Regions from separate parts of the Homo sapiens genome. Here region 1 is linked to region 2. Evidence: chromatin contacts called from ENCODE Hi-C or POLR2A ChIA-PET data. All regions are on one chromosome and are shown on one strand. The core of a region is the stretch at or near the end of the contact, and the rest is flanking DNA. Distances in the headings are between cores, read along the strand shown. Region 1 overlaps LINC01673 (long intergenic non-protein coding RNA 1673). Region 2 has its middle 69 kb from the start of LINC01673.

Region 1 (5,103 bases), core at 1,432-3,931, 75 kb after region 2:
AGCTACCTGTATGTGGCCCTCTGCTATGTCCTTGTCCTTCATAAATTCACACAACAACCCTGAGAGAAGATTTTGTAGTGAAAGGGACATTCAGATATTGGGAAACTACTCTAAGTTTCTACAGTTAAACATGTAACAAAACTAGGTTTCACTTTTTTTTTTTTTCTGGCCTATTCTATTTCCCTATAACATATTGTTTTTATTACAAAAACATGAACATTTTGAAAATTTGTATTTAAAAGCGTAAGATGCTTACTTTAAGGTTTATTTTCATTTTATGCTATTTCTATTTGTCATTTAAATATGTGATGTTTCTTTATACCTATGTTGCCCTAACATAAAGTATATTTTGGAGAAAATACGTTATATATTTATGGAGGTAGGCAGGTATGTATGTGTTTATCCAATTTATTTGGAGTGAAGTTGAGCACATTCCTTAGTATTTTTTTTTTCAGTGAAAAATGTAGGACTATCTTCAATGGTAAAAAGTGAAGAAAAACATTAGTGGTTTTTGAAACACAATGTTTCAACAAACATGTAAGTGAAATGTACTTCGGGCAATGAGATTTGTTGATTGTGTGATATAGACAGATATTTGTGAAGATGGATTTGGCTTTGGTAAAGGGAAATTAATTTATAATATTTAAAATAGAGTTATTACAACTGATTATTACAAAATAATTTGACTTTTTACTTATGCCAACACTCAGATTCTGAAGAAAGCTCAGCAACATTGTGCAATATCAATTCTTTCCTACTCTTTGCATAAATAACATTTTTTCCATGTGCAGGAAATTTGCAAATTTCCAAATGGAGGATTTGAATATACTCATACTCCACTAACTAAAAACAGTTATATGTTTTTCATGAGCCCTATAGCAATTCTTATATTGGAAGATGCATATTGACCAGTGATGGTTTGGCTCTGTGTCCCTACCCAAATCTCATCTTGAATTGTAATCACCATGCGTTGAGGGAGGGACATGTAATCCCCATGTGTGGAGGGAGGGTGTTGATTAAATCACCGGGGCAGTTTCCCCCATGCTGCTCTCATGATAGTGTGTGAGGTCTCAGGAGATCTGATGGTTTTATCAGTTTCTTGCATTCCCCTCTTACAATTCTATCTCCTGCTGCCATATGAAGGAGGTCCTTGCTTCCCTTTGCCTTCTGCCATAATTGCGAGTTTCCTGCAGCCTCCCCAGCTATGTGGAGCTGTGAGTCAATTAAACTTCCCTCCTTTATAAATTACCTAGTCTCTGGTGTGAGAATGAACTAATACAACCACATAATCAAAAAGTCAAATCTGAAGGTCATGTTGAAAGAGATGCCACGGATTGTTTACCAAAAGCAAAAGAAAGGTAAAAATTAATCTGTCTGCTTCATGTATTTGTCCCCTAAGAGTGATATGGCTTTGAGATTTCCTCAATGAAAACATCCATGTCATACTAATAAGGAAAAGTTATGTCTGAGTAAATTTAAATTATTATGTTTATTTAAATATTCAGATAACATTACTTTATATCACTAGTTAATATCATTCAAAGTTTATTGATATTTAATTTCATATGGGATTGTCTTCAATAATTTGGAAAACTCTTCCAAATTTGACAATCTTCAAGTCTAAAGTTAGAGGTAAAGCAAATATGCGTGTAACTATGTAAAAATTATTTGAAAGCTAGTGTGTGTGTGTGTGCGTGTATATTTGAATCATGAGGTTCTTTGACACTTACCTTTTACAAAAAAATTTGTATTATTTAGTTTTTAGTTCAGATTCTGGGATTGAAGACTTCAGAATACTTACATTGAGCATGCTAGGTAATTATCCTTTATGTTAGAGATATGGGTTGGAAGTCAGAAAAAAAAAACAGGGAGAGTAGAGGACAACATGTTCATTCAGCTCATGTTCTCTCTTTATAAATAAGCAATTGAATACTAAGTACCTTACAAATTACTTCTATTGTTTGCATCCTGTTTTAGTCTGTTCTCACCCTGCTATTAAAAACATACCCAAGACTGGGTAATTTATAAAGGAAAGAGGTTTAATTGACTCATAGTTCCACATGGCTGGGGAGACCTCACAATCATGGTGGAAAGCGAATGAAGAGCAAAGTCATGTCTTACACAGCCGCAGGCAAGAGAGCTTGCGCAGGTGAACTCCCATGTATAAAACCATCAGATCTTGTGAGACTTATTCACTATCAGGAGAACAGTATGGGGGAGACTCCCCCATGATTCAATTATCTCCACCTGGCCCCACCCTTGACATGTGGAGATTATTACCATTCAATGTGAGATTTGGATGGGGACACAGAGCCAAACCATATTAGGTGTTCAAAGTAAATAAGCCCTGAGAAACTCAAATAAAACCATTGATTAACATTAAGTACTTGTTATTGAAACAAAACACACAGCTATCCTTTTATAATTAAGTAAATATTTAATGTCTGTGTTTATGTAGAAATATACACTATGTTGTAAATTTATGTGCAGGATTTTTTTTTAATTCTTCAATTAATTTTATGCCTGAAATTTCAAATCATAGTTTTAAAGCTGAAATAGGTAAATAGGTGCTGAAATTCATTATGTTGATTTATGCTGAGTACATGTCCCAGTTGCCAACTATTGCATGACAAATAAAAGCAAACTTAGTGCTGTAAAGAATGACTACTTTATTGTGTACCCAGATTCTGTAGGTCAAGAATTCAGTGTGCCAGCAGGAATGGCTTGTTTCTGATTCATGGTATCTGGTGACTTAACAGGCAAGATTTCAATTGCTAGGAGTAACTGCAACCTAGAATCATCTGGATACTTTTTCATATACATGTCTGACAAAACCAGATTGGGAGGATTCAAAGACCAGGCTCAGGTGGGGCTGTCAACTGAGGATCTACCCTGGCTCCTGTCACAATTCCATGTGATGTGAACCTCACTGAAGCATGTCACATTACAATAGTTGGTCTTTCTATATGGAAGCTTAAGGCTCTACTGTGATCAGAATGTTTGTACCCCCTCATAATTCATATGCTGAAATTCTCACCTTCAAGGTGATGGTTAGGATGTGGGCCTTTGGGAAACTGATGAGGTCATGAAAGAGGAGCCCTCATAAATGGGATTTGTGCCTCTTTTCCCCTTCCCCCATGTAAGGATATAGCAACAGGGCACCATCTATGAAAAAAGAAACAGGCCCTCAACAGACAAAATCTGTTGGCATCTTGATTTTGGACTTTCCAGCCTCTATAAACATGAGGAATACATTTCTGTTGTTTATAAGCTGCCCAGTTTATGTTATTTTGTTATAGAAGCCTGAATGGACTAAGACAGGCTTCTGAATGAAATGTTTCAATGAATACAGCAGAAGTTTCATGGCATTTTATGACATAGCTTAGGAAGTCAAATAGTATCTTCTGCTATATTTTATTGGTTATGACAGTCAATTCAAAGGAGAAGGATACATCCCTATGTCTTGCTGGAAGATTATCAAAGAATTTGTGGCCATGTTTTAAAATCACTAGAGTCGGCCTTCTGTTCACAAATGATTTGCATTTCCTCCACATGCAAATTCACTTCTTTCCGAAACCCTCCCTCCTAAAGTCTCATTTCATTCCAGTATCATCAGGTTCAGACTCAAGGTTCAAAATCTCAATCTCAATCAAGTCCAGGTGTCCATAATACTTCCCAGGTATAATTGCTCTTGATGCACAAAAAAAATGAAGTATCTTCCTCTCCTCACACCCAGCGTACAATGGTGAGAGAATCAAGGACAATGTAAAAGAAAAGACCTATCAGAATAATTGCATTTAATGTAAAGTTATTCAGTTATTTCTGCCATATGCAAATTCCAATGATTATATTTTAATATGACCAATTTTGAAATGTAATTTTAAGTATTTCATACTTACAGATATCTACTCATCATCAGCATTGGCACATTATCAATAAGATGTCATTATTTCAAAGTGGCAAAGGAAGATATTTTAAAACTGTATTCAATTTCCCAGAAACAAAAAGATGAAGACAAAAGCTAGATGATCAAACAGTTTTAAAAATATTGCCAATAGCTTAACAATATAAGACATGTGTGGAAGGGAAAACTTGCTGAAGCTTGAATTGTGTCTTCTGGGAAATAAAAGGGGCAATGACTAATTGCCACAGGATATTGGCAATTGCAGATGCCAGGTTGTTTCACAAAAATAGGAAAAAAATAAAACTACCAATCTCAGATACTTTACTTCACAAACTAAGAGCCAATTCCTTTGATCTTAAATATTATAATAATCACAATGTATCCCAAGGTAAAGAAAATAATACTATGCAGTGATCATGGAAGGATAAAAATATTAGTAGGTATATGCTACGACACAAAGCCTTTGGTAGAAAACATTCTAATCTGGAAATCAATGACACAATGGCAAAATATTGCAATTCTGAGCAGGAAATAAAGAAATGCTTTTTATTGTTCTTTAGTTCCAGAAATAATAACAATAGAAATAGGGTGATTATGTGGATTAAGTCAATCAAGATTTTTTTCTAGTCAGATTGTATAAGTACTTGAACTATACAGAAATTAAAATACAAGGAAGACAAAACTTCATGGCCTGGAGTCTGTGAGAATCCTCTATTGACTCAAGTCCGGTGTTTGAATTAAACAAATCCCATCTGTTCCAGTTCTACTATCTTGAAGTCAATAAATTTTTATTCTAATATTTAAAGTTACAATATCAGACTCCATTTGATAATACCAGTATGTTTAAACTCTGGCCCATTTCCAACATTTTACATTACTCCATTGCTGTACTTACAACATCTGACTTGAGTACAACTATCTGATTTGGCTTGGTGTATATTTCACTGGTGTACTCACCTGCTCCCTTGATGATTCTAATAACACGGTCTCCAAAGAATGGACAGAAATTCCTGGAGAAAACAGTGTGCTCCTAAAAATTAAGTAGAATTTTCTTCCGGGTATTGCCCTGGCAAAAGGAGGTAAGAGAGGGGATTCCCTGACAGTGTACAGGAATTTCCACTGCATTTCCTCAGAAGTGCAGGGAAATCAGAAACTTCTAACAGTCATTCAAGAGTAGAGATAATTAAGGGGAATATAAT
Region 2 (4,743 bases), core at 1,840-4,339:
GGATTAGGAAAAGTTCTAGGATATTAGTAATCTAAAAGAAAACAGGGCAGAGTATGGAGGGGATGTGGACAGAAAAACCTGAAGTTAGAGATGACCATGTATATTTCAACATTCCACAAGTATATCTAGGTACGTACTGAATCCCAAAGAGAATGGGGCTCTCAAAGTCCACGGGCTGGAGAAAAAAATTTTTGTCCCCAAAGGGTCTGAGAGAGAGCAGGGAGTAAAATTGTATAAAAATCTGTTTGGGAGAAGAAGTCATTGGGGCCATGATCATAAAGCTAGAAACAAAGACCTTCAATTTATGTAATAATTAACAGCAGTGACACTGTGCCTGTAAAGTAAATAGAATTGGATGCAACACACACACAAGATGGTGAAGCTTGTTTTGAGAAATCTATGCCTCACTGAATTTTATATTCTTGAAAGACATTTTCATCAGTTTAGATACTTGACTTCATCAACTGATTGACTTTCACTTAAATGTTACTCTTAATGCAGACTCTAACCAAAAATTATGACCATGTGGACTTAATTAAGTCTAAAGTGTTTAAAAATTATTTCAGACTCGAATCATCTACTATATTGTTCATACCAGTAATTATGATTAGGCAGGAAATTTAAGAAGACTATTGGAATATGAGAAGCAAGGAAGGTAACGTCTCCCTTATATAAAATAAATAAACTTGGATTTGAGATTCCCTAACTGTGGACATAGCTAGTCATTTTGATAGAACAAGTTCCAGTTCTGCCACACTGGCATTCTTGGTAAGTACCACATATATAGCTTTTAATTTTGAACAAATACTCTGGTAGATAACAGTTGCTTCTCATGCCAGTTCAATTGAATTAGACCCAACTTGGCTTCATAGGTGCAACTGAGGATTAAGGATGGCAAGATCTCTCTGACATCCTCTGTTATTTAATGTTGCCTAAGAAAGGAACATGGGGCCAGGTGTGGTGGCTCACACCTGTAATCCTAGCACTTTGGGAGGCTGAGGCAGGCAGATTGCCTGAGCTCCAGAGTTCGAGACCAGCCTGGCCAACATGACGAAACCTCGTCTCTACTAAAAATACAAAAAATTAGCTGGGCATGGTGGCAGGCGCCTGTAATCCCAGCTACTCAGGAGGCTGAGTCAGGAGCATAGCTTGAACCCGGGAGGCGGAGGTTGCAGTGAGATGGTGCGGCTGACCTCCAGCCTGGGCAGCAGAGAAAGACTCTGTCAAAAAAGAAAAAAAAGAAAGGTACATGGCAAGCCTACATACCAGGTGTATTTTCCAATAGTATTTCTAACTTGAGGCAGCTGAGCTCACATTGCACATAACAAAATTATGAAAATGACAAAATGGAAGCTGAACTCAGAGACATCAGGAAACAGATACTTAAATATTATCAGACCTTACTCTCCATCCCATATCTGCCTCTCACTTGCTATCAACTTGACCATTTTCACCTGTGGCTTCAGAGGATAATGATAATATTTACTTAATTTAATGTCTCCTATTACAATTGGGTCAGATGTTTTATGCACTTAAAAACTTACTGGCATCCATTTCATGCAATAAATTTAACACCAGATTGCCACTCAAAAGAAAGTATCAATTAAGCTGGAATATGTCAGCATTGGCAATACACAGATCAAACAAAAACACAAAATAATTTGGCTTACACTCTCTGCCTGTTAAAGTAACCAATGAAACTATTTTCCTGGGGAAGCTTTTCAAAGTATTTAGCCTGTCACAAACTGGCCCTTTGAAACTGTATTCCCAAAGACAAGTTGTAGAACCCAGACGGTCATTGAGAATTGTTGAGCCTGGAGGGTGAGAATTTGTGTCCACCACAGTCGAGAATCAGAAAGGAGGATAAGATGAGGAGAGAGAAGAAAACAATAGGTAAAGTCTGTGTAGTATGGAGGTGTGTTTCCAGAGGATATTGAAGAGCAAAGGAAACACAGGGATGGATGCTGGAGGCCACTACTATGGACTGAATGTGTCTCCCCAAAATTCATATGTCGAAATCCTAATGTACAATGTAATAGTAATTTGAGATGGGCCTTTGGGAGGAATTTGATCATGAGAGGAGATTCCTTATGATGAGATAAGTGCCCTTATTTTTTTAAAAAGGACAGAAAACAGCTTGCTTCTTCTTCTCTGCCTCTCTCTCTCTGTTTCTCTCTCTCTCTCTGTTTCTCTCTCTCTGTTTCTCTCTCTCTCTCTGTTTCTCTCTCTCTCTCTGTTTCTCTCTCTCTCTCACTCTCTCTCATTCTCTCTCTGTCCCACATGAGAAGACAGTGGGAAGATAGCCACCTATGGAGTGGAGGAGTACCCTCACCAAAACTGATCTCAGATGAGACTGGAACCCTGATCTCAAACTGCCATCATCCAGAGCTATGAGAAATGTTTGCTGTCGAAGTCACCTCGTCTAGGGTAATGTGTTATAACAACCCAAGCTGATGAAGAAAGCCACTGTCTGATTAGATGGGTCTCTCCTAAGGAATTGGTTTCTTGTTAGGTAATGTACCCTGGTATCAAGATTTGGAAAACAGTGTAAATATTAATTCAAAGTAATTATTTGAGCTGTGCTGGTAACTAGACCTACTAGAGTAATTCTGGCTCAAATAGTTCTTGTGATATGCCCTGCTTATTCTTATAAGGATTGAGAAGTTGACTAAAATTTGTCCATTATTTATTACCAGTGAACTCTGGTATTTCCTGAGGGTATTTTCTCAAACCTACTCGTTCCTTCCAGGCCTCTGCCACTTGCTCAATGTAGTATCCCAGCTCTCTGTCACTTTCCATGCCTCACCTCATGACGCTGCTTGCTAGTTCAGCCTCCCTCCTGGCATGGGCCAGACAGCAGCATATTCTCCTTACCTGCTGTCATGAAAGCTGTAATAACTGCAATGCCCAGTGCAAAGCTACCTAAACCCAGGAAGAATCTGGCCTCCCCACTTACTTTCAAGGTGGGACTAGGTAACACAGTCCAGAAATGTTGAGGATTTCAGACCATTAGGGTATATTCGGCCACTGAGAGTCAGGAGAAATTGAGGAGCCAACAAATTATGTCTTCACATTTACTCACTCTCTCCCCCACAGGATCACTGTGGAGAAGGTGTTTTCATTGGCCTCTGCACAGGCACCCTGCATCACTCATTAGTCAGTCGAGCTTCCTGGGGCCAGCTCAGTAGCATGCCAACTTGTATGTGATTTTCTTCCCCTCAACCTTAATGACCTGGTACTGCACCCATTCCTAAAGTATTAGCACACAAGCTTTCCTTTAGGCTCTGTTGGTTAGGGGCTCTTTGACTCATTACCCCTTCTACCCCAGCTCACATACACTGTTGCCCTGCCAAATAACATGTTTATTTCAGTGATGTCAGCAGGAACAGACATTCATGTCCAACTGTGTTGATTCCTTCTTTTAGTCTATCTTGGAAGTAGCGAAGAATTTCTGCTCTGGGGCCTCTCTTTCAACTGAGGACACACATCAAGACACAGCTGTTGCACCAGAAGCTGTAATTCTGCAGGCCTGCCAACTGGCACATTCCATCATATAACAAGAATTCTTGGGATGTGGAATCCAAAACACTGGCCAGAGACATAGCTTAATATCACTACAGTGGTGTGGGATGGAGTAAATATTAGTACTTGTTTTATTTTTTCTGGTAAGTAGAAAATTGGAAATGGTACCCTCTTATAGTTTCTTGCCAAAGATGGATGTTGGCTTTCCACAAAAGTGTAGAGCTACACAAGCCTTAGGATTCTGTTAAATTAATTCTAAATATCTGAGAAGAAAATTACTAATAATGTGTCATGAATTAGTGACTCCCAAGAATTGAAGTCCACAAGAACCTCAGAATGTGATTCTATTTGGGAAAATGATCTTTTCAGATGCAAGTAATTAAGATCTTCAGATGAAATCATAATTCTGAACTTAGTATGGGTTCTAACTACAAAGACTGATGCCTTTATAAGAAGAGGAAAAAACACAGAGACATAGAGGTGAAGGTCACCTGAAGATAAAGACAGAAATTGAAGTTATGCTCCCACGAGCCAAGGAAGGTTAGGGGCCCCCAGAGGTACAAGAAGAAAGGAAGTATTCTCTCCTTCCTTTGGAAAGAGTGTGGCCCTGGCTATATTTTGATTTTGGACTTCTAACCCCTAGAACTGTGAGAAAATACATTTCTGTTTGTTTTTAAATCAGTTTGTTGTATTAGGTTGGTGCAAAAGTAATTGTATTTTTTACCATTACTTTTAATGGCAACAATCGTTAATTACTTTCACACCAACCTAATACATTGTTAAGGCAGACCAAAGTATTAGAGAGACCCCAAAATCAGCAGCAGAAAATGTCAGCGGTCTAAGAGAATGAAGTGAGGAGTGAGAACATACACACGGAATAGGCACGAATGGCAAAAATCTTGATGCTAAGTCGTGTTTTTGGATGTTGCATTACAAATACAATGAGCCCTTATCAATTAAATGATGGGCTTTCTGGTACTATTGAATGACATCAGTTTCTTTTACTTGGGTATATTAACTTCCTTAACTCTACATGAAAAAGTCTTTGCATATCTAGAATATTTCATCAGGGAGTCAAATTGTCTCCTGGATATAAACATCAACAAACCAAAACAAGCTTACACAAGTGGAAAGCTTGACATTGTTGAAGAATGAGTGACAGAACCTCAAATGTTTGAATAATGTTTCATTCACAGCTGTTGTGGCTTCTATCTAGTTGGC

Evidence for each region. A loop is a pair of places that touch in the nucleus more often than their neighbours do. ChIA-PET counts read pairs that join two places held with the same protein, here RNA polymerase II (POLR2A). Pooled maps may share reads with other maps.
Region 1: a map of mammary epithelial cell shows a loop between it and region 2 (9-fold over the local background). The contact joins two enhancer-like sites. A Hi-C loop is called at or near these places in 9 of 168 maps with a recorded cell type or tissue (MCF 10A, PC-3, chondrocyte and 4 more) and 4 of 50 pooled maps. POLR2A ChIA-PET finds 5 or more read pairs at or near these places in 2 of 52 experiments (AG04449 and common myeloid progenitor, CD34-positive).

What each region holds. Positions count from the first base shown.
Region 1 is chr21:27,642,775-27,647,877 of GRCh38, forward strand. All of the region lies in intron 1 of LINC01673 (long intergenic non-protein coding RNA 1673), which reads left to right. Among named protein-coding and RNA genes, the nearest start is that of LINC01673, 6.7 kb to the left of the region's middle. Within about 2 kb of position 2,682, at least 2 of the 41 ENCODE cell types and tissues checked have a DNase peak (open chromatin) inside an H3K27ac peak, as active enhancers do; they include PC-3 and mammary epithelial cell, where a contact is called at or near this core.
Region 2 is chr21:27,567,247-27,571,989 of GRCh38, forward strand. No RefSeq gene overlaps it. Among named protein-coding and RNA genes, the nearest start is that of LINC01673, 69 kb to the right of the region's middle. Within about 2 kb of position 3,090, at least 12 of the 41 ENCODE cell types and tissues checked have a DNase peak (open chromatin) inside an H3K27ac peak, as active enhancers do; they include PC-3 and mammary epithelial cell, where a contact is called at or near this core.